Regions from separate parts of the Homo sapiens genome. Here region 1 is linked to region 2. The links are chromatin loops, found by intact Hi-C in ENCODE. Cell type or tissue: adrenal gland. All regions are shown on one strand. Links, peaks and the distances in the headings refer to the core of each region. The heading gives the core; the rest is flanking DNA. Region 1 overlaps BTBD2 (BTB domain containing 2). Region 2 holds the start of CSNK1G2-AS1 (CSNK1G2 antisense RNA 1).

Region 1 (10,369 bases), core at 1,227-9,226, 47 kb before region 2:
CTGGGATTCCAGGTGTGAGCCACCGCGCCCAGCCTAACGTATCTTTATTCACTCTATCATGGAACTGTCAGCATTGTAGCGAGGTCTAGAAGTAGAACAATCTGGGTGGGTGTGGTGGCTCACGCCTGTAATCCCAGCACTTTGGGAGGCCGAGTCAGGCGGATCACGAGGTCAGGAATTTGAGACCAGCCTGGACAACATGGTGAAACCCCGTCTCTACTAAAAATACAAAAAATTAGCCTGGTGTGGCGGTGGGCACCTGTAATCCCAGCTACTTGGGAGGCTGAGGCAGGAGAATTGCTTGAACCCGGGAGGCGGAGGTTGCAGTGAGCCAAGATCACGCCACCACACTCCAACCTGGGTGACAGACTGAGACTCCGCCTCAAAAAAGAAGAAAAAAGAAAAACCACAAAAATTAGCCGGGCGTGGTGGCGAGCGCCTGTAACCCCAGCTACTGGGGAGGCTGAGGCAGGATAATCGTTTGAACCTGGGAGGCGGAGGTTGCAGTGAGCCAGGATTGTGCCACTGCACTTCAGCCTGGGTGACAAAGCGAGACTCTGTCTTGGAAAAAAAAAAAAAAGAACAGTGTGTTCTGGGGTCTCACATTTCATTGACTGCTTTGTGAGTCCTTGTTCCCATAACACATTGTTTGATGATTGCTGCTTTGTGGTATGTTTTGAGAACTGCTCACCAAATTCTTCCCAACTTTATTCTTTGTGAAGACTTTTCAGGCTGAGTGCAGTGGCTCACATCTGTAATCCCAGCACTTTGGGAGGCTGAGGTGGGAGGATCACTTGACCCCAGGAGTTCGAGACCAGTCTGGCCAATATAGCGAGACCTCATTACTTGGACATGGTGGTGTGTGCCTGTGGTCCCTGCTACTCAGGAGGCTCGGGTAGGAGGATCACCTGAGCCTGGGAGGTTGCCGCTGCAGTGAGCCATGATCCTACCACTGCACTCCATCCTGGGCGATAGAGTGAGACTCTGTCCCTAAAAAAAAAAAAAAAAAAAGCTGGGCACAGTGGCTCACGCCTGTAATCCCAGCATTTTGGGAGGCCAAGGCGGGCAGATCACCTGAGGTCAGGAGTTCGAGATCAACTTGGCCAACATAGTGAAACTCTGTCTGTATTAAAAATACAAAAAGTACCCAGGCATGGTGGCTTGCACCTGCTGCTTGAGAGGCTGAGGCAGGAGAACCGCTTAAACCTGGGTGGCAGAGGTTGTGGTGATCTGAGATCGCACGACTGGGCTCCAGCTTGGGCAACACAGCGAGACTCCACCTAGAAAAAAAAAAAAAGAGTGGGCGCAGTGGCTCACCCCTGTAATCCCAGCACTTTGGGAGGCTGAGGCAGGCGGATCACCTGAGGTCAGGAGTTTGAGAGCAGCCTGGCAAACATAGTGAAACCTTGTCTCTACTAAAAATACAAAATTAGCCAGGCGTGGTGGCAGGTGCCTGTAATCCCAGCTACTCGGGAGGTTGAGGCAGGAGAATTGCTTGAACCTGGGAGGTGGAGGTTGCAGTGAGCTGAGATCGTGCTGCTGCACTCCAGCCTGGGCAAAAAGAGTAAAATTCTGTCTCAAAAAAAAAAAAAGACTTTCTCAGCTGGTCTGACACATTTATTACTCTTCTAGAATCAGTCACCCACATCCACCCATCTGTCCACCCTACAGATACTCACTGAAATACAGTCCTGGCTACAGGAGGTGCATATGACAGAAAAACATCTCCTTCCTTATGGAACTTATATTCTGTGTTTTGTTTTATTATTTTTTGAGACAGAGTCTCGCTCTGTTGCCCAGGCTGAAGTGCAGTGGCATGATCTTGGCTCGCTGCAAAGCTCTGCCTCCTGGGTTCCCGGCAGTTCTCTTGCCTCAGCCTCCCGAGTGGCTGGGATTACAGGTGTGCACCACCACACCCGGCTAATTTTTGTATTTTTAGAGACGGGGTTTCGCCATTTTGGCCGGGCTGGTCTCAAACTCCTGACCTCAGGCTATCCCCGGCCTCCCAAAGTACTGGGATTACAGGTGTGAGCTACCGTCCCTGGCCTAAGGCGGGAAGATCTTTTGAAGCCAAGAGTTTGGTACCAGTGTGGGCAACATAGTGAGACCTTGACTGTGTGTAAAACAAAACCAAAACAGATAAAAGACACAGGTGCCAGCAAATTCATGTGAAGGGTCAGATAGTAAATATTTTTGGCAGGCCATACTGTCTCAGTTGCAGCTACTTAATTCTGCCGTAGCAGCACAAAAAGCCATAAATCAACAACATGTAACTGAGCAAGAAGAGCTGTGTTCTAATAAAACTTTATTGGCCAGGTGCAGTGGATTACACCTGTAATCCTGGCACTTTCGGAGGCCGAGGCAGGAGTATCACCTCAGGTCAGGAGTTCAAGACCAGCCTGGCCAACATGGTGATACTCCGTCTCTACTAAAAATACAAAAAGTGGCTGGGCGCAGTGGCTCACGCCTGTAATCCCAGCACTTTGGGAGGCCGAGGCAGGTGGATCATGAGGTCAGGAGTTCAAGACCAGCCTGGCCAAGATGGTGAAACCCCATCTCTACTAAATATACAAAAATTAGCCGGGCGTGGTGGCGAGCGCCTGTAATCCCAGCTGCTTGGGAGGCTGAGGCAGGAGAATTGCTTGAACCTGGGCAGCAGAGGTTGCAGCGAGCCGAGATCGCGTCACTGCACTCCAGCCTGGGCGATAGAGTGAGACCGTCTCAAAAAAATAAAAAATAAAAAAATTAGCTGGGCATGGTGGTGAGCACCTGTAATCCCAGCTACGTAGGAGGCTGAGGCAGGAGAATCGCTTGAATCTGGGAGGAGGAGGTTGCAGTGAGCTGAGGTAGTGCCAGTGCAGGCCAGCCTGGTCAACAAGAGTGAAACTCCGTCTCAGAAAAAAAAAAAACTTAATTTACAAAAACAAGTGGTGGGCCAGATTCACTCTAAGGGCCATAGTTTGCCAGCCCTGGGCTAACGGTGCCTGATGATCTTGAGAATCAGTTTGTCAAGTGATAAAGGAATTTACTGAGGAGATTGGTCTTTCTAAGGACATAAAGTTGGGTGATTTTTCTTTTCTTTTTTTTTTTTTTTGAGACGGAGTCTCGCTCTGTCGCCCAGGCTGGAGTGCAGTGGCACAGTGTCAGCTCACTGCAAGCTCCGCTTCCTGGGTTCAAGTGATTCTCCTGCCTCAGCCTCCCGAGTAGCTGGCATGTTTACTTTTATCTGGTTTGAACTGTTTCTTCCTGAAGCCTTATTAGGTTTAACAGTTTTTCTGTGGTCTTGTGCTCTGCAGTAGAGTATCCTGTAGTAAGCGGGATGGTTTGGATGTGTGCTGTCCAATACTAGGCACTCATGTGCCAGTACGGACTACAGATGTGGACAGTGTGACCGAGGAGTTGAATGTTGAATTCAGCTGAATTTGGATATAGATTTAAATAGCCATGTGTGTCTAGTATTGACCCCTTGGACTCTTAGACTTTTTAAAAATTAAATTTTTTTTTTTTTTTTTAGAGACAGGGTCTCACTCTGTCACCCACACTGGAGTTCAGTGGCTCGATCATAGCTCACTGCAGCCTCCAGCTTCTGGGCTCAAACAGTCCTCCCACCTTAGCCTCCCAAGTAGCTGGGACTATAGACATGCACCACTATGCTCGGCTGATTTTTTTCTGTTTAGTAGAGATGGGGTCTGCTGTGTTGCTCAGGCTGGTCTTGAACTTGTGGGTTCAGGTGATCCTCCCAACTTGGCCTCCCAAAGCACTGGGATTACAGGTGTGAGCCACTGCTTTGGCTAAAAAATAATTTTTTTTTTTTTTTTTGAGACGGAGTTTTGCTCTTGTTCCCAGGCTGGAGCGCGATGGTGTGATCTTGGTTCACTGCAACCTCTGCCTCCCAGGTTCAAGCGATTCTCCTGTCTCAGCCTCCTTAGTAGCTGGGATTACAGGCTCCGGCCACTGCACCTGACTACGTTTTGTATTTTTAGGAGAGATGGCGTTTCATCCTATTGGTCAGGCTGGTCTCGAACTCCTGACCTCAGGTGATCCACCCGCCTCGGCCTCCCAAAGTGCTGGGATGACAGACATGAGCCACTGCGCCTGGCTAAAAAATAATTTTAAAAATTAGCCAGGCATGGTGGTGCACGCCCTAGTCCCGGATACTCAGGAGGCTGAGGTGAGAGGATCACTTGAGCCCAGGAAGTCAAGGCTGCAGTGAGCTGTGATCATAGCACTGCACTCCAGCCTGGGTGACAGAGTGAGACCCTGCCTCAAAAAAGAAAATGTTAAACGTCAGGGTCATTCCACTCCGAGGCATTTATCCAGGAGAAGGAGAATCTGTGTCCTCACACAGCCTCGTGCGTGAATGCCCAGAGCAGCATGATTCACAGTAGCTCAAAACCGGAAAACCCGCAGACCAGCCAGTGAGTGCAGAAACAAACCGCGGTTCACAGATTCCATGGAATTTGGCAGTCAAAAGAATTCCTGGCTGGGCGCAGTGGCTCACGCCTGTAATCCCAGCACTTTGGGAGGCCGAGACAGGCAGATCACGAGGTCAGGAGATTGAGACCATCCTGACTAACACGGTGAAACCCCGTCTCTACTAAAAATACAAAAAAATTAGCCGGGCGTGGTGGTGGGCGCCTGTAGTCCCAGCTACTCGGGAGGCTGAGGCAGGAGAATCGCTTGAACTTGGGAGACGGGTTGCAGTGAACCGAGATGGCACCACTGCACTCCAGCCTGGGTGACAGAGCAAGACTCCATCTAAAAAAAAATAATAATTTTTTTTTTGTAGAGATGGGGTCTTTCTATGTTGCCGAGGCTGGTCTCAAACTCCTGGGCTCAAGTGATCCTCCTGCCTTGGCCTCTCGAAGTCCTGGGATTACAGGCATGAGCCACTGCTCCTGGCCTGATTTTATTTTCGACTCAGGGGGTATATATGAAGGTTTGTTATGTGAACCCTGAATATCTGAGACAGGTCTCAGTCAATTTAGAAAGTTTATTTTGCCTGGCCGGGGGCGGTGGCTCACGCCTGTAATCCCAGCACTTCGGGAGGCCGAGGCGGGCGAATCACCTGAGGTCAGGAGTTGGAGACCAGCCTGAACAACATGGAGAAACCCCGTCTCTACTAAAAATGCAGAATTAGCTGGGCGTGGTGATGCATGCCTGTAATCCCAGCTACTCGGGAGGCTGAAGCAGGAGAATTGCTTGCACCCGGGAGGCAGATTTTGTGATTTTGTGGTGAGCTGAGATCATGCCATTGCACTCCAGCCTAGGCAACACTAGTGAAACTCCATCTCAAAAAAAAAAAAAAAAAAGTTTGTTTTGCCAACATTAAGGATGTGTGCCTGTGACACAGCCTCAGGAGGTCCTGACGGTATGTTCCCAGGGTGGGTGGGGCACAGGTTGGTTTTATACATGTTAGGGGACATGAGACATCAATCAATATATGTAAAATGAACATTGGTTCAGTCCAGAAAGGGGGGAAACTCTTAGCTGGGAGGGGCTTCCAGGTCATAGGTAAGAAACAGACCATTGCATTGAGTTTCTGATGAGCCTTTCCAAAGGCAGCAATCAGATACGCATTTATCTCGGTGAGCGGAGGGATGGCTGAGTTCTCTCTGTCCTTTGTCTGCAAGGAATTTCCTTGTGGACAGATTGGGAGGGAGGTATGTAGCTTTTTTATCTTGGTAGCTGTCTTTTTAAGGAATAGAACAGAAGGCTGGTTTGCCCTAAGCGGTTCCAGCTTGATTTTTCCCTTTGGAGTAGTGATTTTGGGGTCCAGAGATTCCTTTTTCTTTTCTTTTCTTTTCTTTCTCTTTTTTTTTTTTTTCTTTGACGGAGTTTCGTTTTTGTTGCCCAGGCTGGAGTGCAATGGCGTGATCTCGGCTCATCACAACCTCCGCCTCCCGGGTTCAAGCGATTCTTCTCCTGCCTCAGCCTCCCGAATAGCTGGGATTACAGGCATGCATCACCACACCCGGCTAATTTTGTATTTTTAGTAGAGACGGGATTTCTCCATGTTGGTTAGGCTGGTCTTGAACTCCCAACCTCATGTGATCACCTGCCTTGGCCTCCCATAGTGCTGGGATTACAGGCGTGAGCCACCGCACCTGGCCTTTTTTGTTTGTTTGAGACGGAGTCTTGCCCTGTCGCCCAGGCTCGAGTGCAGTGATGCAATCTTGGCTCACTGCGACCTCCACCTCCTGGGTTCAAGCAAGTCTCTTGCTTCAGCCTCCCGAGTAGCTGGGATTACAGGTGCACGCCACCATGCCTGGCTAATTTTTGTACTTTTTTAGCAGAGACGGGGTTTCACCATGTTGGCCAGGCTGGTCTTGAACTCCCGACCTTGTGATCTGCCTGCCTCGGCCTCCCAAAGTGCTGGGATTACAGGGGTGAGCCACTGCACCCAGCCTGTGTGCGGCTAAGTTTTAAACTTTTCGTAGAAAAGTAGGCAAGGCGGAGTCTTGCTACATTGCTCAGGCTGATCTTCAGCTCTTGGGCTAAAACGATCCTCCTGCCTTGGCCTCCCAAAGTGGCGTCTTTCTTTTGATGTTGACGTAGCCACTCCAGCTCTCATGGTTTCTGTTTGGATATAAAGGAAAATCTGTTTTTACTCCTCATAGGAGTTCTGGCACTGTGTGTGGGTTTTCCACAGCAAGTGATTCCTCATCTTGTAGATACAAACTGGGCATACTACAATTTTTTTTTCTTTTTTTTTTTTTTTTTTGAGACGGAGTCTCACTCTGTCGCCCAGGCTGGAGTGCCGTGGCGCAATCTCAGCTCACTGCAAGCTCCGCCTCCTGGGTTCACACCATTCTCTTGCCTCAGCCTCCCGAGTAGCTGGGACTACAGGCGCCCACCACCACGCCTGGCTAATTTGTTTTTGGTATCTTTAGTAGAGACGGGGTTTCACCGTGTTAGCCAGGATGGTCTCGATCTCCTGACCTCATGATCCACCCGCCTCGGCCTCCTAAAGTGCTGGGATTACAGGCATGAGCCCCTGTGCCCGGCGGCATCCTACAATTTAACTCAACCCTCACACCCACCATCCAGAGTGAGCACAGACCCCACAGGTGGTCAGCTGAGCCCCGTGCCACCCACGTCAGATGCCTGTTGCAGGGGCGAGTCCCCAGGTGACCCACACTTCTCTCTGACTAAAATCAGGAGTCCCACATCTCCGTCCTTGAGCTTGATAATTAGCCATAACAGCTTACAGAACTTCGAGAAATACAGTTATCAGTTTGCCTGTAATCACAGCGCTTTGGGCAGCTGAACTGGGAGGATCGCTTGAGCCCAGGGGTTTGAGACCAGCCTGGGCAACATAGCGAGACCCCGTCTGTACAAAACATTTAACAGTTAGCTGGGCATTGTGGCTTGTGTGTGTGTTCCCAGCTACCGGGAGGCTGAGGTGGGATCATTGCTTGAGTCCAGGAGGTTGAGGCTGCAGTGAGCTATGATCGTGCCACTGCACTTCAGCCTGGGTGACAGAGTGAGACCACACCTGTAAAAACTAAAAATAAAAATGAAATAAAAATAAATGAAAGATTTAATAAAGGACATCTCTTCCAGGCGTGGGGGCTCACACCTGTAATCCCAGCACTTTGGGAGACGGAGGCGGGCGGATCATCTGACGTCAGGAGTTCGAGGCCACCCTGGCCAACATGGTGAAACCCCATCTCTACTAAAAAAATACACAAATTAGCCAGGCATGGTGGTGCTATGCTTGTAGTCCCAGCTACTCGGGAGGCTGAAGTAGGAGGCTCACTGGAACTCGGGAGGCGGAGGTTGCAGTGAGCCAAGATTGCGCCACTGCACTCCAGCCTGGGCGGCAGAGCGAGACTCCGTCTCAAAACACAAAAACAGCAAGGACATCTTGCAGCCAGATGAAGAGGTTCACATGTCCAGAGGGTATCGGAGCACCTGCACCTGTGTCCTGTGGGCTCGGGACGGCCACCCTCGTGGCACGTGGATAAAGTCACCAGCTTGGAGGTTCAGCCCTGTGGTTTAAGGCTCTTCATGGACGTTGCATTGCGTAGATTACATCACGGAATCATTGGCCCTTTGTGCACCACACAATTCTTTCGGTCTTTAACCTGTTTTCTTTTCTTTTTGAGATGGAGTCTCAGGCTTGTAGCCCAGGGTGCAGTGCAGTGGTACGATCTCAGCTCACTGCGACCTCCGCCTCCAGGGTTCAAGCAATTCTCCTGCCTCAGCCTCCTGAGTATCTGGGATTACAGGTGCCACCACGCCCGGCTAATATTTTGTATTTTTAGTAGAGACGGGGTTTCACCGTGTTAGCCAGGATGGTCTTGATCTCCTGACCTCGTGATCCACTGCCTCGGCCCCCCAAAGTGCTGGGATTACAGGTGTGAGCCACCGTGCCCGGTGCCTCCTGGGTTCTAAGTGATTCTCCTGCCTCAGCCTCCTGAGTAGCTGGGACTACAGGTGTCCACCACCACACCTGGCTAATTTTTGTATTTTTCATAGAGACAGGGTTTCACCATGTTGGCCAGGCTGGTCTCGAACTCCTGATCTTAGGTGAGCCGCCCGCCTCAGCCTCCCAAAGTGCTGGGAGTACAGGCGTGAGCCACTGTGCCCGTCCCCCATCCTTTCTGTCTCTGAATCTGAGGACTCTGGGGACCTCCTAGGAGTGGATCACACAGGATTTGTCCTTCTGTGCCTGGCGTCTGTCATAGAGCACGACGTCTTCAAGGCGCATCTGCACCGGGTCCTGCATCAGAGCCTCGTTCCTGTTTGTGGCTGGGTCGTGTTCCAGTGCGTGGGTGGTCGCACCGTGTCTGTCAATGGACGCTGGTTGTTTCCCCCGTTCGGAGTTGGGAATCGTGCTGCTGTGAGCAATTGTGGATGTGTTTTTGTGTGGCCGTGTGTTCTCGATTTGTTTGGAAGGGGAAGGGGTTACAGATACATGAAGGGGGGAACAGCCGGGAGTGGGGCTGGGGACTCACGGTGGGCAGAGGAGGCAGTAGCGGTGCCCAGGGGTCGAATCCTGAAGGCCCATGCAGGTGTCTCCAGGGAGGGGCTCGGTGTTGGAGGAGCCCCTGCCTTGGGGACCGGCAGAGCTGCCTGGGGACCCGCCCATGTCAGAGGTGCTCCCTGATTCCAAACTGCATGGACGGCCCACGCCGGGCCCACTTGAGTGCCTCCTGCTTTCTGCTTTTGAACCCTCCTCAAAGGTTTTCCCCACAGGAGACCAAGATACATTTTTAAATCAAGAAAGAGAAGTCCCACGCACAGGTACTCTATTTCTGGAACATCGTGTGGGAGGGGAGCGTTTGTCCTGGGGCACCAGCTGTGGGTGATGGCGCAGGGCCCTGAGGCCTGGGCCCTTGAGGACGCGGCCAGGAGGGCAGACGGGCGGGCGGCAGTCCCAATGCCCACACACTGGGGGGGTCAAACTCAGTGGGTTCATCCTCTGCCAGTCCCGGAGCCCAGGACCATGGATCAAGGCGTCCGAGGGCGGCGCTCCCTCTGGAGGCTCAAGGGAGGATCCTCCTGCCCCACCCAGCTTCTGGGGACTCCAGACGTCCTTGGCCTGTGGCCGCATCGCTCCAGTCCCTGCTTCATGCGGCCGCCCACTCTGTTTCTTTTTTCTTTTTCTTTTTTTTTTTTTTTTTGAGGTGGAGTCTTTAGTCTTGCTCTGTCACCCAAGCAGGAGTGCAATGGCGTGATCTTGGCTCACTGAAACCTCCGCCTCCCGGGTTCAAGCAATTCTCCTGCCTCAGCCTCCTGAGTAGCTGGGATTACAGGCACCCACCACCACGCCCAGCTAATTTTTGTATTTTTAGTAGAGACGGGGTTTCACCATGTTGGCCAGGCTGGTCTCCCAACTCCTGACCCCAGGTGATTTGCCTGCCTTGGCCTCCCAAAGTGGTGGGATTACAGGCGTGAGCCACTGCACCTGGCCTTTTTTTTTTTTTGAGACAGAGTCTTGCTCTGTTGCCCAGGCTGGAGTGCAGTGGCGCAGTCCTGGCTCTCTGAAGCCTTGACCTCCTGGGCTTAAGCAGTCCTCCTGCCTCAGCCTCCTGAGTCGCTAGGATTGCACTTGCTCACCACGATGCCTGGCTAATTTTCAATGTTTTTGTAGAGATGGGGTCTCACTATGTTGCCCAGGCTGGTCTCAAACTCCTGGGCTCAAGCGATCCTCCCGCCTTGGTCTCCCACATGCTGGGATGACGGGTGTGGGCCACCGTGCCCGGCCTGTTTCTCCTCCTTCCAAAAACACCAGCCACTGTTTAGGGCCAGCCTTCCCCGGCGCCTTCGTCCTGACTCACGGAGTTAGCACCGGCCTGTTTCCGCCGGGCCTCGCATTCCGAGGTTCGGGGCGGATGTGGAAGCTGTGGTCGGGGCCCAT
Region 2 (10,369 bases), core at 1,002-9,001:
GCAGGAGACACTGATGTGGCCGAGTGGCCGTGGTTGAAGAAGGGATGGCAGTCGGTGCCCCTCACCCCTGCTTAGCGGCCAGCGGATTTCTTGAGCTACCGACTCTCCTTACTGCCCAAACATCCAGAAACACCCACGCATGGCTAACCTAGTTTCTCTAAACCAGACCCATATTAAAATTTAACTTCCTTCCTGGGCGTTTTGGGGGAGGAATCTCCTCATGTGCCCTGGGAGAGGGATCTGTGAGACGTAGTCCCCCACCCCCCACCGCAGCTCATCTCTCTTCCAGCACAGGGACTGGGCGCCGTGCCGCTTTGGGGGCACCCCCTAGTTCCAGACAGTACCTCACGCCTCAACACTGGGGCCCCTCCCAGGCTCCACTGTCCTGGGATCCCCCACTGAGGCCCAGCTCCTGGGACCACCCACCAGCAGGGCCTTCTGGAGAAACGGACAGCAATGGCCTGGAGTATAGGCTGCTGGGCCCTGCCTGCGAGGCTCCTCAGCATGGGCTGGAGACTCAGGGTGACGCACACACCCCAGCCAGGAGGGATACCTGAGGCAGCTCCACCCAACGCCTCTGTGTAGGGGAACAAGCAGCAGCGCTGACCACTGAGCCGGCCTCAAGTCCTCCACCCGCCACGGCCAGGTTCTGGCCATGGGGACCGCCCCCTCCACGCCCCTCCACAGCCATGAGAGCCACGGGAACAGCCCCCTGACAGCGAGAATGCCACAACCGCGACGGCCAGGGCTGGGGTCACACTGGGCTGTCCCTGTCACAGCCCGTCCATCCGTCTTTCCACTGCGGCTGCCAACGGGACGGACAGGGGGACTTCCGCAGAGGACCACCATGCGGGGGCGACGCATCCACAGGAGAGGAAACCGGAGCCCGAAGCCTCTCCTCTGCCCACGCCCCGCCGCACACCGGCCCACACCTGGATGAGCCACCAGCACGGGGACATTCTCCTTCTTCTGGAAACCCTCTCAGCATCCACAGGAAGAGGGGGCTGAAACGTCCGTGCCTGCATTTTGTTTTGTTTTGAGACAGAGTCTCGCTCTGTCGCCCAGGCTGGAGTGTAGTGGTGCGATCTCGGCTCACCGCAGCCTCCGCCTCCCGGGTTCAAGTGATTGTCCTACCTCGGCCTCCCAGGTAGCTGTGATTAGAGGCATGTGCCACCATGCCCGGTTAATTTTTGATATTTCTGGTAGAGACAAGGTTTTGCCACGTTGGCCAGGCTGGTCTCAAACTCCCGACTTCAAGTGATCCACCCACCTTAGCCTCCCAAAGTGCTGGGATTATAGGTGTCAACCACCACGCCCTGACTACTATTAGATTTTCCAGCCCACAAGAAAGCAAAACCACATGCGTGTACACAGACACACACACGGAGACCCCAGGCGCAGGCACACGGGGGACACGGCAGCGTGTCAGAGCCGGGTGTGAGATCCAGCACGGCAAACATCCCGAGGGGACACTGCCCAGAGGCCCCGCCTGAGGCCAGCCTGCTCGCGCCACACTGCCTGCCTTTCTCGACGAGGGCTGGAGGCTGCCCGAGAGGCAGCATCCTGAAGACACAGGCCTCAGCTCTCCCCTGCCAGAAAGCGGCAGGACGTGTGGGCCATCTCAGGGGACTGCGTGCAGAAGCCGGGTAGGGAGGGGGAAGGGGCAGGCGCCATCCGGGGGACCTTCCCTGTGGACTGAGGGCGAGAAGGCCCCAGGTCCCGGATGTACCTATCTCCTAAGCAGGACGCCTTTTCTTCCTACACGCCCCTGTGCTGACGCAGACATTCGGCTGTGGTAGGGTCAGGACTGGCACCAGGGAGGGCAGGGAAGCTCCGGACCCTACATGGGGCCCTGGACGTGGGTGGGGGTTTCTGCCTGCCTGGCTTCCCCCAGGTTATGCCCTTTACAACAGCAGGGAACAAACTCTCACTCCCCAGTTCCGAGAGTCCTGCAGGAGGACCGTGAACCCAAACGGGGTTGTGGGAGCCACAATGTGTAGCCAGGGATGTGGGGACCCAGGGTGGCACTAAAGGTGGGGCGGGTGCTGGGGGACCCACGGTGGCACTAAAGGTGGCACAGGTGCTGGGGGACTCAGGGTGGTACTAAAGGTGGGGCGGGTGCTGGGGGACCCAGGGTGGCACTAAAGGTGGGACGGGTGCTGGGGGACCCACGGTGGCACTAAAGGTGGCACAGGTGCTGGAGGACTCAGGGTGGCACTAAAGGTGGGACGGGTGCTGGGGGACCCACGGTGGCACTAAAGGTGGGGCGGGTGCTGGGGGACCCACGGTGGCACTAAAGGTGGCACGGGTGCTGGGGGACTCAGGGTGGCACTAAAGGTGGGACGGGTGCTGGGGGACCCACGGTGGCACTAAAGGTGGCACAGGTGCTGGGGGACTCAGGGTGGTACTAAAGGTGGGGCGGGTGCTGGGGGCCGAGCATTAAAGGTGGGGCGGGTGCTGGGGGCTCAGCCGCAGCCTGTAGGGTCTGTGCTACCCTGCGCAGGCAGGTGTCCGGGCAGGTAAGACACCCCGATGCCACGTCAGGAAAAAGACATCACACCCACCCTCTCTGTGAGCCCCAGAGCTCCAGCCCTTTCCCAGACAAGGGAGTGGGGACACTCACAGGCCACTGAGAGGGAGCTGCCAAAACCCTCGTTGAGGACAAGAGACTGGAGGCCACCAACCAAACCTGAAAAGCAAACGTCACCGACTTCACGAGGAAAACAAATCCATCCCTTCTCGCCATGAGGATGAAAATATCCTCTATTAGATGGCACAGACAGAGACACAGCCTCATGATGAGCTAAAGGCACTGAGCTGCATGAGTTACACAGCTAGCGGGTACAGCCCGAGTGTCACACCTCAGTTATTAATACAAAAACCAACTCGCACCCTGGGAGCAGATGGAGATGCAGACTGGGAAGCCACATGGGGAATTTGGGGAAGGGACGCTCAGGACCCAGAGCCAAAGCTCATACCCACACTCAATACCGGCTGCTGTGGCCCTGGACGGGGGTGGGGGGGACGGGGGGAGGGGGGACAGTGCCTGGACGGGGGATGGGGGACGGGGGGAGAGTGCCTGGACGGGGTAACGGAGGACAGTGCCTGGGAGAGCTGGGCTGCTGCGGCCCTGGATGGGGGGACAGGGGGACGGGGGACAGTGCCTGGGAGAGCTGAGCTGCTGCGGCCCTGGATGGGGGGACGAGGGGAGGGGGGACAGTGCCTGAGAGAGCTGAGCTGCTGCAGCCCTGGATGGGGGGACGAGGGGACGGGGGACAGTGCCTAGGAGAGCTGAGCTGCTGCGGCCCTGGACGGGGGGACGGGGGGACAGGGGGACGGGGGACAGTACCTGGGAGAGCTGAGCTGCTGCAGCCCTGGACGGGGGGACGGAGGGACAGGGGACAGTGCCTGGGAGAGCTGAGCTGCTGCGGCCCTGGACGGGGGGATGGGGAGATGGGGGGGACAGGGGAGATGGGGGGACAGGGGACAGTGCCTGGGAGAGCTGAGGCCCTCTAGACACCTAGCAGGAGCCGGGCAGCTCTCCTGCCCTGGTGCACCAACCCCACGGCCCCCACTGCTGAGCCCTGCAAGACGGCCCTGCCGGGCTCCTGTTCCCCTAACATACACACTCGCTGCCCAAAAAGGACGAAGCGAGGCCCAGCGGCCTCTGGGAACCACCGAGAAGGAAGCCGTGCTCTGGACAGACATCAGGGGCACAGGCTTTGGTGGGGGCAGTGGGAGTCCCAATCGCCCCTCAATTCCAGGCAGAGCAGGCAGGTGCCCCATGAGGCTGCGCTGTGCTTCCAACGCCTCCAGACCTGCTCGGGAGGGGCCCCTTACTCAGCCACCGATGTCCCTCAGGTGTCCCATTAGGATGTGGGCAGTGCCGTCGTCAGGACGCGTCCCAACACCCGGCTTCCGGACAAGACAAGCGCACACCTCCAACCCCTCCCTGCACACGGGGGAAGCACGTGGTGACATGAGGCTGGCTCTGCCGTGTGCCCCGCAGCTCCAGGGGGCCCTAAGCAGTGGCCGTGCCACACACACAGTGCCCGCCGAGCGCCCACCCCACATAAACGGCGCCCGCCTAGCTCCCACCCCACAAACACGGCGCCCGCCGAGCACATACCCCCCACACACGGCACCCACCGAGCACACACCCCAGTGTTTCCAGGGGAGATCTGGCAGCTGCTCAAATGCCGCCAGACGCCCTCAGAGGCCCCTCTGTGCCCACGTCTGCAGTCACCCGGGGTCCTGCGCACCCTCCAGTCTCTGCCTGTGTGGTGAGCTGTGAAAGTGGCCTAGCCTGTGGAGCGCGCCCCGGGCGAGGGGACATGGGGGACCTGCAGGGGCAAAGGCATCTGCTCGGCTCCCTCAGTGAGGACAAACATGAAGTGGAGAGAGAGGTGCCTGCGCTCACTGTCCCTCCTAACAGCAAACCCAAGGTCTCCCACAGGCCCGGCCACCCAAGCCGCTCGGGGCAGCCCCCTTCTCTCCCAGGCTGCTCTCTGCTCAGCACTTGGTTTGCACGAGCGCCTGGTGCATCCCGGGACATCTCTCCCCCGGCTCCACTTTCGTCTGTGGTGCCCACGTGACCTCCCGGGCACACACTGCTTCTCATCCTTGCGGGCCTCCAGGCTGGGCAAGGCACCCTCCTGGGCACAGGGCCACTGGCCTGCTCTCCGTGTAGGCTATCCCTCCTGACACGGTGGCCCTCGGGCCTGTGGGGCTGCCTGGAGGGAGGTGGGGCCTGCGTCCAGGTTGCTTTTCTTTCTAGCCGCCCCTGCCTTGCCCTCTCCACAGCCGGGGACCCCAGAGGCCCAATCCCGCCCACCAATCTCCGGGTGGCACCGTTTAAGCCACGCAGCATCAGGGCACGACCGTCGAAGGGGGGCGCCACCACCAGCCTTCCCTCTGCAGAATCCCCTCCTCCTCCCTCCTTCTCTCTTCCAGGTGAGCCATTGGCTTGGTCAGTTCCTTCTGCTGAGAAACCCTGAGTGATGTGTGATTAACTGAATTAACCCATCAACCGCCGCCTGGCCAGGTTCATCGAGGCTGAGCCCTAAATTCCGGAACGAGCCTCCTGGGGCTCTCTGGGGTGTCCTCCTGGCCCGGAGACAGAAGCTTCTGGACGGCTGTCTCACAGCCCCCACGGATGTGGGTATGACCCACGGCCCCGTGTCCCGATGCTGGAGTCTGTAACCGCCACCTCCTTAAACACTCTCCCATCCCCAACACTCAGTCTACCCAGATGGGACTGGACACACCCCACCCAGCCCCTCTGTGGAGGGTCAACACCAACCACTGAAAGGGCCAATGCCGCAGGGTAAGCGCCTGTGCCACAGCCACAGCTGCCGGGTCTGAGTACAGAGTGGCCTTGCCGGCTAGGATGCGTGGTCTTTTGTTTTTTGAGACAGGATCTAGCTCCATCACCCAGGCTGGAGTGCAGTGGCAGGATCTCGGCTCATTACAACCTCCGCCTCCCGAGTTCAAGCAATTTTCCCGCCTCATCCTCCCAGGTAGCTGGGACCACAGGCATGAGGCACCATGCCGTCTGATCTTGGCTCAGCTACATGCGTTCTGGCTTTTGCAGAACAAAAAGCACCAAATCCCCATCCCAGCTGCACCTGCACAGATGACAAGCCCCAACCCCCAGAACCTGTGACGTGAGCGCTGCCCTGCTGGGTCTACCCACTGCTGGGTCTAGGGCCCCACTGCTCCTGGCATCCCCCTGGAAGCCTCCTTGTGCGACCCCCGGCCCCTCGTCTGGGTGGTGACCATCACCTCTCAGGTCCTGGCTCCCGCAGGGCCTCTCGGCACCCCTGCCCCATGACCTGGAGGCAGGAGGATGAGAAAGGGGCAGGCCCTGCACTCAGGGACCCAACGCTGTCGGGAGCTGGGGTGAAGGCCAGCCCGGGCTGTGTGCCGACCCTGCTCCGCCCGGCCAACGAGCAGGCTGCCCCGCTGGCGTCTGTTCTGATACAGTGGTCTTGGCTGTTGTGGCCCAGGCAGGTTGGGGTTGCTACTTTCTCTCTGGCCCCCTGGATGAGCACTGGCCTCCCTGTGCCCGGCCTCAGGGCCGGCCGGGAGCAAACCCCACTGTGCCCTGCAGAGCTGAGCCACACAGATGCACACCCGGCTTTGCAGATGGAGCCCGGAGCCGAGCAGCAGCCTCCTCCGGTGACAGCAGTGGCACGGGGGTCCGCTGAGCACTCCCTGCACCCTCAGGGCTGGATCCCGCCTCCAAGCATCTCACGACAGCCCCTCTGAGGGGGTCGTGGGCGGACAGCAGAGGGAGGGCCCAGCCACACCCACCCTAAGCCTGACATGGACGGAGAAGCCCCTGACCTGGGCGCTGCCCCCGACTCGCGGAGCCTCGCCCAGGCACACGCCCACCCCGCGGAGCCTCACCCTGGCACACGCCCACCCCGCGGAGCCTCGCCTCAGCCTGAGCCTCAGTGGGGGGCGCTGACCCACAGCCGGTGAAGGGCAGCCCAGTGGAAAACGGGAGCACTGCTTGCACACCTGCCGCCCACGGTGGCCGCTAGCCCACATCCCCCACCTCAGGAGTGGCCCCGAGAGTCACCGCCTGCGCCTGAGGCCCTCGCAGCAGCAGCAGCAGCAGCAGGAGGGCAGTCAGAGGACAGGCAGGGCCGCCACCCTGGGCTGTGTTCCGTGGGCACAGGGCGGGTGCCCAGCTCCCCCTGCCCCCACAAACAAGAGCCGCCACTCCAAGACTCAGCAGCTTCCGAGGGCGCAGATCACTCCCTGGAGGCGGTCACCACTCGGTCAGGGCCCAGCACCCGTCCATCACCAAGGAGGAAGAGCCCGGCCTCTTCTGGGGCTCTCCGAACCCCAGGGGGTGCCCAAGGGAAGCCAGACAAGGCCGGGGCCTGGAAGGAAGCGAGGACGTAAAGGCTGGGCACCCACAGTGCCCACGCAGGCCTGGGGGTTGGGGGCCTGCCCTGTTGCCTGAGGGCCACAGCGAAAAGCAACAACCCCAGGGAGGGACGAAGGGACGCTGATCCTCACCCAGCCTCCACCCAACCCACGCAGCCACGATTCCGTCCCAGGGGGCGAGTGCCGGCTCCGGGTCACACGCCAAGGATGGCTCCCGGGCGCCAACGAGGGGATTGCAGCCATCCCACAAGGGGCTGCTCTCTCCCCGTCAGCTCCCATCCCCTTCCCCAGCCCTAGCCTCAGGCTGCTACCTGCCCTGTTCTTTTCGGGGTCCTCCATCTGGTCTGGGCCCAGGGCCAGTTCCCTGGGGAGGGCCCCGGGAGCCCCCTTCTCTGACTGTCTCCACTGAGTGATGTCACAGTCCCTGGGCTGACATCACCACACAGCCCTCAGCCCAGAGCCCAGGGCAAAGCTGAAGGGAGGCCAGGGACCTCACTGGGCTGGGCAGGTGCAGGCCACCGCCGTCCCAGTGCCCTCAGAGGCACCTAGACTCATGTGGACCCGGCCGCAGACCGTTCTGGGCAGCTCTGTCCAGGCCGGCCCTGCCCTCTGACCTGGGGCCGCAGGGGCTGGCCACTGTGGGCTCGGTTCCCTGCCACCCCAATTCATCTGCACCCCAAGGAAAGAAAATGAGGGGTTGCAGCGCCCCAGGACCCAAGAGCCCCCGAACACCAGGGCAGCACATACTTCCAGTGCCAGGGCCACAGCAGAGCGGGGCCAGGCCCAGCCCAGTGACGCAGGGCAGACGGAAGGGCGCCCTCCACAATGGAGGGGCGCAGGAGCTGCCGCGGCCAGGACAAACCAACCTCAGGCTGACCTAGGCCGGTAATGGGTTTAACGCATCAGGTGCAAAAGAGAAACACCCCACAAATCAGGGAGAGGAGGGAAGCCGCCCACCCCATGGGAGGAAGCTGAGGAGTGAACGCCAGGGATGGGCAGGGCCGGTCCTCGGAGCACTGCAGACACCAGACCAAGGGCGACTGTCATCACCACGAGAAGGCCCCGTCCATGGCAGAAGCCAACCTCACCGCGCCGACTGCACCGGAGACGCCCACGAGGACAGCCGGCCTCTGAGAACGCAGCTGAGCCGTCACAGGTCGCCATCAGCAAAGGCAAGAGTCCAGGTAAAGAACACAGGAGGGCCACAGGTGATCGCGGTACAGCGGCCAGGACCGGACCCTGATGCGGGGGGAGGGGGCAAGGCTGCACAATGGCAGCTGGGACCAGACCCTGTTGGGGGGATGTGGGGGACGGCGAGGCTGTGCAGGGACCCCGTCCCACAGGTCAGCCTCGCCCTGGTGATGGCACAGACCACAGGTGAGGGCCACGGGCAGAGCTGACCAGGGAAAAGCTGGCACTCACCCAGCACCGGACACATAAGGCAAACACCACCGGCAGCCTTGGCGGAGGGCACTGTCCCTGCAACTAGTCCACATAGGGGCAATTTTCCCAAAATTCAGATTATGCAAACGGAGGCAAGGCTGCCATGGACTCCAGAGCCTCAGACGCCATCAACAAAAGCAAAGTGGACACATCTGCATCAAATCCATCACAAAGACGGCCTTCCAGACTCCGGGGGAAGTGAGAACACCCCCACCCAGGCCCCCATGGCGCACAGGCCCCCACAGCAACCCTGCGCCACCTCAGCAGCCTCAGCTCTGCTTCCTGCTCCGTGGCCCGGGGGCAGAGCTGACCTGGTCTTGCCAGGGGGGCAGGGGTCCCCGGTCCCAAGTGGTGCCACAGACAGCGGGGGGAACGTGCAGGCAGAGTCAGGCACCCCACCAGGAAAGAAAGCTCCCACGGCAGGTCCCGGGGGCGAGTGGGACCCGGGGTGGCTCCCATCGGAATCCTGCTACATCTGAGAGGACACGGGTCCTTCCAGAAGCGTAACCATGAACGGCCGTGGAAAACCTGGGTGGGCTGCGTTTCTACATTTCCTTTGTTTTTTTTTTCAGACGGAGTCTCGCTCTGCCACCCAGACTGGAGTGCCTTTTCCCCTCATCGTGTGGGAGCCGCCGGGCGACATCCCGCCCCGGTTTCCCTCCACTCGAAGGCAGTCACCTCGGTTGCCAGCTCCTGCCTCTGTGATGATCCCCACGAGGGCTGCAGAGTGAAGGGCACAGCAGGGTTCGGCCTAACTCCCCGGGGAGCCCTAGGCGAGAGGGCTTGGTCCTGGGGAGCTGCCCAGGTCTTCTATATCCCCTGGCCTCCATCCAGTCCCGCACGACTCAGCTCCTGGCCCTGTGCACCGGGCGACGCCTGCTAGGCGCATGACCCTCAGAGTCAGGCCTGTACTCACCTCAGCATCTATCAAGGGCCTTCAAGGATCGGGTTTTTTTAATCATCGTCAAATATATCGTTACTAAAAAGATACGTACACTTTGGGAGGCCGAGGTGGGAAGATCACTTGAGGTCAGGAGTTTGAGACCATCCTGGACAACATGGTGTAACCCCGGTCTCTTCTAAAAATACAAAAATTATCCGGGCATGGTGGCGGACGCCTGTAATCCCAGCTACTCGGGAGGCTGAGGCAGGAGAATCACTTGAACCCGGGAAGTGGAGGCTGCAGTAAGCCAAGATGGCACCACTGCACTCCAGCCTGAGCGACAGAGCAAGACTCTGTCTCAAGAAAAAAAAAAAAAGTTGAGCACGTGGAAGCATCCCGCCCTCCGCCACTCGGGCATCATCAGTGCTCACAGGCCGCAGATGACACACGCTATCGGCGCACTAGCTTCTGCCCCCTGGGCCCTCGTCCAGCCCTGCACCCACTGCCCACTGAGGGGCCAAGGTGTGCTTGCTGTCCTGCAGTGACCATCACGACCCCTTTCACACAGAAGGGTTGGGCTATCCCCGAAAAAGACATGCCAAGTCCTAGCCCCCAGTAAACAGGAACACGGCCTTATGTGGAAATGAGGATGGCCCCAATCTCACCACTTCTCAGCTTAAGGTCCTGTTTCATGATGTTGAGTCAGAAAACAGCAGAGAATGGCCGGGCCCGGTGGCTCTCGCCTGTAATCCCAGCACTTTGGAAGGCCGAGGCGGGTGGATCACGAGGTCAGGAGATCGAGACCATCTTCGCTAACACGGTGAAACCCCGTCTCTACTAAAAATACAAAAAATTAGCCAGCTGTGGTGGCGGGCGCCTGTGGTCCCAGCTGCTCGGGAGGCTGAGGCAAGAGAATGGTGTGAACCCGGGAGGCGGAGCGTGCAGTGAACGGAGATCACACCACTGCACTCCAGCCTGGGCGACACAGTGAGACTCTGTCTCCAAAAAAAAACAGCAGAGAAGAGGAAGGTGGGGAGGGGTGGACTCTCACCGCTTCCTCCCGCCCAGCCTGCACATCCTGAGGGCACCCAAGCATCCCCCATCCTGGCCCATCGGGAGGCTGCACCCCCCAACTGGGACCCC

The links. Hi-C counts contacts between places; a loop is a spot of excess contacts. Peaks named below come from ENCODE experiments on the same cell type or tissue, not always from the same donor. Only the 100,000 strongest peaks of a DNase experiment are listed, where the experiment ranks them.
Region 1: a loop joins it to region 2, with 2.1 times the contacts of the local background. A loop is called at or near these places in 52 of 110 quality-filtered maps.

Annotation. Positions count from the first base shown.
Region 1 is chr19:1,999,232-2,009,600 of GRCh38, reverse strand. The region is part of intron 1 of BTBD2 (BTB domain containing 2); the gene reads left to right. Among named protein-coding and RNA genes, the nearest start is that of BTBD2, 11 kb to the left of the region's middle. In adrenal gland, for the core only: no CTCF peak of the experiment used is centred there; no DNase peak of the experiment used is centred there.
Region 2 is chr19:1,951,558-1,961,926 of GRCh38, reverse strand. The region is part of intron 1 of CSNK1G2 (casein kinase 1 gamma 2); the gene reads right to left. It overlaps CSNK1G2-AS1 (CSNK1G2 antisense RNA 1), which reads left to right and starts at 7,378. Exons shown (of 3, transcript NR_033400.1): 1 at 7,378-8,084; 2 at 8,421-8,541; 3 at 8,916-9,400. RefSeq lists an enhancer at 6,046-6,997. In adrenal gland, for the core only: no CTCF peak of the experiment used is centred there; a DNase peak (open chromatin) is centred at 4,595; H3K27ac peaks cover 478 bases.